2 separate regions of the Homo sapiens genome follow, and region 1 is linked to region 2. Evidence: chromatin contacts called from ENCODE Hi-C or POLR2A ChIA-PET data. All regions are on one chromosome and are shown on one strand. The core of a region is the stretch at or near the end of the contact, and the rest is flanking DNA. Distances in the headings are between cores, read along the strand shown.

What was found. A loop is a pair of places that touch in the nucleus more often than their neighbours do. ChIA-PET counts read pairs that join two places held with the same protein, here RNA polymerase II (POLR2A). Pooled maps may share reads with other maps.
Region 1: a loop to region 2 is called in a pooled map, with 2.7 times the contacts of the local background. The contact joins two enhancer-like sites. A Hi-C loop is called at or near these places in 1 of 50 pooled maps. POLR2A ChIA-PET finds 5 or more read pairs at or near these places in 2 of 52 experiments (A549 and MCF 10A).

What each region holds. Positions count from the first base shown.
Region 1 is chr9:116,547,537-116,550,470 of GRCh38, forward strand. All of the region lies in intron 19 of ASTN2 (astrotactin 2), which reads right to left. ASTN2-AS1 (ASTN2 antisense RNA 1) reads left to right here. Exons shown (of 12, transcript NR_033973.1): 8 at 1-146. Among named protein-coding and RNA genes, the nearest start is that of ASTN2-AS1, 45 kb to the left of the region's middle. RefSeq lists enhancers at 1-88, 199-368. Within about 2 kb of position 1,600, at least 13 of the 41 ENCODE cell types and tissues checked have a DNase peak (open chromatin) inside an H3K27ac peak, as active enhancers do.
Region 2 is chr9:115,592,283-115,595,196 of GRCh38, forward strand. No RefSeq gene overlaps it. Among named protein-coding and RNA genes, the nearest start is that of LINC00474, 330 kb to the right of the region's middle. Within about 2 kb of position 1,378, at least 2 of the 41 ENCODE cell types and tissues checked have a DNase peak (open chromatin) inside an H3K27ac peak, as active enhancers do.

The DNA of each region.
Region 1 (2,934 bases), core at 350-2,849, 960 kb after region 2:
GGCTATGTACCTGCGGTGGTGGACTTCATCTTTCCAATCCTACTTCCTTATCTGTGAAGTGGGCAAACCAATCATTTTTACCCCAGAGAGCTGTGAAGAACCTGTATCAGTTATACAGAAAGTTAAAGAACTTATCGCAGTGCCTGGTAGGTGGAGATCTCTCAATAAACAGCAGCTATAACTAAGATCCCAACCAAGGTCTCTTTCCACTATAACCAGTGTCTGAGAGGAGGGCTTGGAGCTCACATACACCTGAGAGGGTCTATTTGCAGGCAGGTCAAGGCGCCCGGTTTACCTGAGCTGCCCCCCAAGCTGAGGTTCTGTGTCCCATTCCCTCCCCTCCAGGCATCAGCCTCTGCGTGGGGTGCATTCTCAGGCAGGCTGTCTGAGGCAGCAGCTGCGGGAGGCATACACTCCCAACTCACCCCCACACACCCTGCCCACCTGTCTCCACTCCTTGCCTCTGGCAGCCCCACTTTGCCTAGGAGAAAAGCAGCAAACCTGCGTCCTCAGGTGCTCTCCTCTTAGCTCCCCCACCCCAGGATGCAGCCAAAGAAAACCAAAGCACTCTGTTTTCTAAGCCGGAGCCAGGAGCGATTCCCGTAAGGCACTGCCTGGCTTAATGGGGCTGTGTCTGGGCCTTGCCTCTAAGCCAGGCTCTGGCAGTCAGGAGGCTGCCCTCCTGCCTGGCTCCATCAGAGGCCGTGGCATTTGCTTAAGGTGATTCAAAGTCGAGGCCAAGGGGACAGAGATGGCAGGAGGCTTGGTTCTGGTTCTGTCTGTACTGACTCACAGCATGACTCTGGACATGACCCTGACCAGCTCCAGGCCTCAGTGCCTCTGTCTCTCTACCTTTACTAAACGGCAGCTGCTTCTATGTCAGTAATTCTTTACCCTGGCTGCATATGAGAATGACCTGGGGGAGGGTTTTGTTGTTGTTGTTTTGATTTTTTGAGACTGAGTTTCACTCTTGTTGCCCAGGCTGGAGTGCCATGGCGTGATCTCAGCTCATTGCAACCTCTGCCTCCTGGGTTCAAGTGATTCTCCTGTCTCAGCCTCCTGAGTATCTGGGATTACAGGTGCCCCCCACTATGCTCGGCTAATTTTTGGTACTTTTAGTAGATATGGGGTTTCACCATGTTGGCCAGGTTGGTCTCGAACTCCTGACCTCAGGTGATCCACCGGCCTCAGCCTCCCAAAGTGCTGGGATTATAGGTGTTAGCCACTGTGCCCGGCCTGGGGAAGGTTTTAAAAATGAACACCTGTGCCCCATCCCCATAAATTACCATTGAACTGGCTTGGTATAGGGGTCTGGGCAGCAGTACTTTTCAGAAGCTCAATAGGTGATTCCTGTAGGCAACCAGGGTCTAGATCCATGACCCTAAATAAATGCTGAGATCCCTGTAAGCTTTTGCATTTAAGGATTCTATCAAAGAGATAAAGGAGTAAGAAACAGAGACTTCTAGAAGGAGAAATTCTGATGGGTTTTGGTCTTTAAAGTATCATCAAATTAAGTTGTCTCATTGGACAGATGGGAAAATTGGGGCCCCAAACTAAGGGATGAGTTTAAAACCACATAATGAGCGGCTGGTGGCCTGGTCTAGAACCTGTGTCATCTGAAGCAAACCACAAAAATGTCAGTAATAAAAAGATCAGAGGAGGAGGAGGAGGAAGCTGAAAATAAAGAAAGAAGGAAATGCAAAAAAGGGCAAATAAAAAATGAAAAAAAAAAAACAGAAGGAAGTAAAAGAAAGGAATGGGAGGTCAGGGAAGAGAAAGGGGTAAAACGTAGAGGGACAAAAAGAAATAAAAGCCACAACTGAGGCACGAGCAACTCGGATAGTACCCTGTGAGTCAGGGCAGCTCTGAGCCACACTTGGCTGTACAGTTCGTATTTGGCAATTGCAACCCGGGCAAGAGCTCTGATCCCAGCTGGGGCCCCAGGCCCAGGGCTGGAGCCTGCGTGGGGACGGTCTGACTCACAGCTGCTACTTCCTCACCCTGTTTCCAGCCTCTTGCTCAATCCAGGCAGGAGGCAGGATAGATGCTCTTTTGCAAGGTGATCCCAGCCCAGAGGGCCCTGCAACCTTTATGAAACGATTCTGGTTAGGTGTAGGAAACAAATGGGGCAGCAGACCCTGTACTCCCAACATGCTGAACAGCAAGATGACTCCCAAAGCGGCCAGCCCTTTCCTGCCTCCAGGCCTTTGTTTGATGCCCATTTCCACTGGAGTGCCCTTCCCCACAGATACCCTGCCTCACATGGCATCTGAGGCCTCCCAAGTCTGGCCCTGTAATATCTCTCTACTCATGGTTCCCCTCCATGCTTTCTACACTACCCATAAAGCCATTTATTAAAAGTAATGGCAAAAACCACAATTACCAACCTTAAGACATTTACTACTCCTCACCTTTGCTTATGATGTGCTCACTCTCCTACGCAATGGAACCCACAGGCATCTTTCAAATCCCACAAACACACAAAAATCCCACATGAAATGTCCCTGCTTTAATTCCATCTTTCCAAATGGCTTTCTCTTATCACTACAGTCAAAATCATTCTCTCTCTTCTACAACTCCACATCAAGTGTTCAGTCTGTCCCCTGTAATACTTAGCACTCTGACTCTTTTATCTCAGACCACAAAATTGGAAGTTCTACGTGACCAGATTTACATCCATATAACGTCTCTGGGCATAAACTGTGAACTGTGACAGATCTGGGTTTCAATCTAGCTTCCACCACCTGCTATCTGTCTGCTTCAAAGCACAGTATCTTCATCTGCAATATAAACCTGTCAATTTTACCCTGTATTATAGTTTTAAGTATTACTAGCAATAATACAGGAGGAGTATCTGGAACATAGTGCCAGCTTTAAAAAACAGTTACTTTGCTGTTGTCATGAGTCACCTATGGGATTCCCTATGGGATCCTG
Region 2 (2,914 bases), core at 128-2,627:
ACCTCTTTTAAGACTAACTGGAGCGGTAACCCCTCCTTAGGCTCAGAGATGACATTCTCTCCATTCAGCCAGCTTGTCCTCTGCCCTCATGGGACACATCGCTCTTCTTGAGCTGATGGGAGTCTGAGAAACAATCTTATACACCAAAGATAACCCTCCATTCCTCTATGGGCAGAAAAACAGATCGCAATTAGATGAGCCAGGGACCTTAATAAATGCAGATGTCCATTTAAATAAACCAGCAACTCTTGGGATGTAAACAGAAACAGAAACATACTTCATAATTAGAGATGAATGATGAGCAAATGAGTCAGTAGAGGATGGATTAAAGCAATAGTCTATAGCAATAATCAGAAAGTCAGAGCCCAAATCTCAGATCTCTCAGTAATTGTTAATTTTTGTTAGATTATTTAGTGTTTCTGAGTTTCAGCTTCTACATCTGTACAAAGAATCTGATGATACTTATTTGTGTGCATGCACAAAGCTAGGTACATTGTAGCATTCAAATGTTCATCTTAAGAAACAAAATGAAGGGTGAAGAAAAAGAGCAAACTTTGTGCATCTAATACCTGGTACAGTGGAGTCAACTAGTGCTTTGGGGCATATCACACTGGTGGTCTAATTCCAGCTCTGCCATCTACTGGCTGTGTGACCTTGGACTTGTCACTGACCCATATTCAACCTCAGTTTCTTATTTGGAAACCTAAAGTATTAATGGCTGCTTGATATCCAAAGGAGACAGATGATAGGCATCAAGTCAGTAGCTACCAAGGATTATTATTTTCCACATAAGGTACTTTTCTAAATTCATCCTGATTAATACTATAATATAATCTCATCATCAACCCTCTAAAGCAGGAATTATTATCCCCATTTCACAGGCCAAGAAACTGAGAGATTTAAAACTAGACAGTGTCTGGACTGTTTCTGTGGTCTAATTGTTTCATCATGCCTTAACTGAAGTAGAAGACCTGTTGACCCATGCTGACTACTAGAGCTCCTGGCTAAGGTTTCCTTTGCTTTCCTTTGTTTGTTTGTTTGTTTTTGAGATAGGGTCTCACTCTGTCACCTTAGCTAATGTGAAGTATCGCAATCACAGCTCACTACAGCCTTGAATTCCTGGGCTCTAATGGTCCTCTTGCCTTAGCCTCTAGAATAGCTGCTACAATGCAGGTACATGCCACCATACATGGCTAATTTTTTATTTTTTGTAGAGACTGGAGTCTTGCCATGTTGCCCAGGCTGGTATCAAATTCATGGCCTCGAGCTATCCTCCTGCACTAGCCTTCCATAGCCCTGAAATTACAGGTGTGGGCCCCCATGACCAGCCTAAGGTTCTCTCTGATAAGTGCTATTTCCTCCGCAGCCTTCCCAAAGCTTTGGGGGGTACACACTTTCTTTGCCTACCGTTTTCTCCTCTAGTGTGTGCATTGACTGAAATCACCCACTAGATGGTGCTGATATACTAACTTTGGTTTGCTTTGGCATCTACCCGGTGAATTAAAAATTTACTTTATACATCAACAAACCAAAATCTCTACATAAATCTCAGCTTGTAAGAATCATATACTTGTAAAGATTTTTTTTTTTAAATTCAGGGTGAACTCTGGAGGCTTAGTTATCTTGCTTAAAAATGCAGACCAGCCTTCTATAAATTTACCAGCTGAGGCTCTTCTATGGCCATGAGCAATCTCAACACTGTGTGTGTATCTGCTCCAGGGTGAGATGGAAATTATTAGCGGCTTTTTCTCTGAGTGTATAGCTCAATGGGCTTGTGAGAGCCCACCAGCTCTCCATAGCTTCTGCTTACTGCTCTGTGAAAGGAGACGCAGAATACAGACTCGGCTCACAGCTCATGTGAGGATAGAACAGGGTATTCTAGTAGATCTGATTACTCTCTGATTTCCACTTCTTTCTCTTATTGCCTGTCACAAATGTCTATAAAATCATCATTTTGGAAAAGTATCACACCCCTTTATAACAACAATAATAACCAACCTCTATATAGCCTTTTGTGGTTTACAAAGCATGTCTCTCTCAAATATTTAATATATCTAAATTAACAGTCAGTGTTATTTACTCCATTTTACAGAGGAGAAATTAAGGCTCAAGGGAGTAAGTAGATTCCTAAGGATCTACAAACTATTTAATTACAGTGCCAGAACTTGAACCCAAGCTTTCTGATTACAAGTATCTGGCTAATGTCACTACACAAGATAAAAACCTTTATTACATCTAAGGAATACACTTATAATGACAACTCATATCCTGCTACTTCTTTTCTGAATACCTCTGAATTTCACCTTACTTCAAAATTCAGAGTCCCTGGAGGGAGAAAACAACCCTCTCTCCCCACTTTTCTTGTTTCCTCCCTCCTGTCTTCCATTCTAGTGCCCAACCCAGCAATAAATGTTGTGGGAGGCAACAGAGAAGACACTGTCTGTGTTCCATGTAGCTACAGAACACCAAAGCTGGAAGGGATTATTGTGATTATCTCATCTAACCACCCCTTTTCCATTTAAGGAAATCAAGCCAGGAAGGACAAGAAATATTCCTATATGTGACGCCATGGGATTGTCTCAAATGACCTACTTTTAATTGCAGTGAATCTATACCTTGGTATACATTAGTTTAGAAACTGTGTTCATGCCAACTGCATTTCCTTTAAAAGAACATCTAGTTTAAGTTTTTCACTCATGCAGCATCCCCTCTTCCCTCTGACCCCCAACATACATACACAATAATCTTGGGATCTTCCAACTTTGTCTTATGAAATCTTATCAAAGTTGAAATCTTCATGTCACAACTTTACTATTTTAGGGTCTAAGGCAAAGCAAATTCAACGAAATCTGAGCTGTAATTGGCCTTTTTATTCTTTATTTGCCTCATACCTCCTGTTTGTCTTGTAGATGCT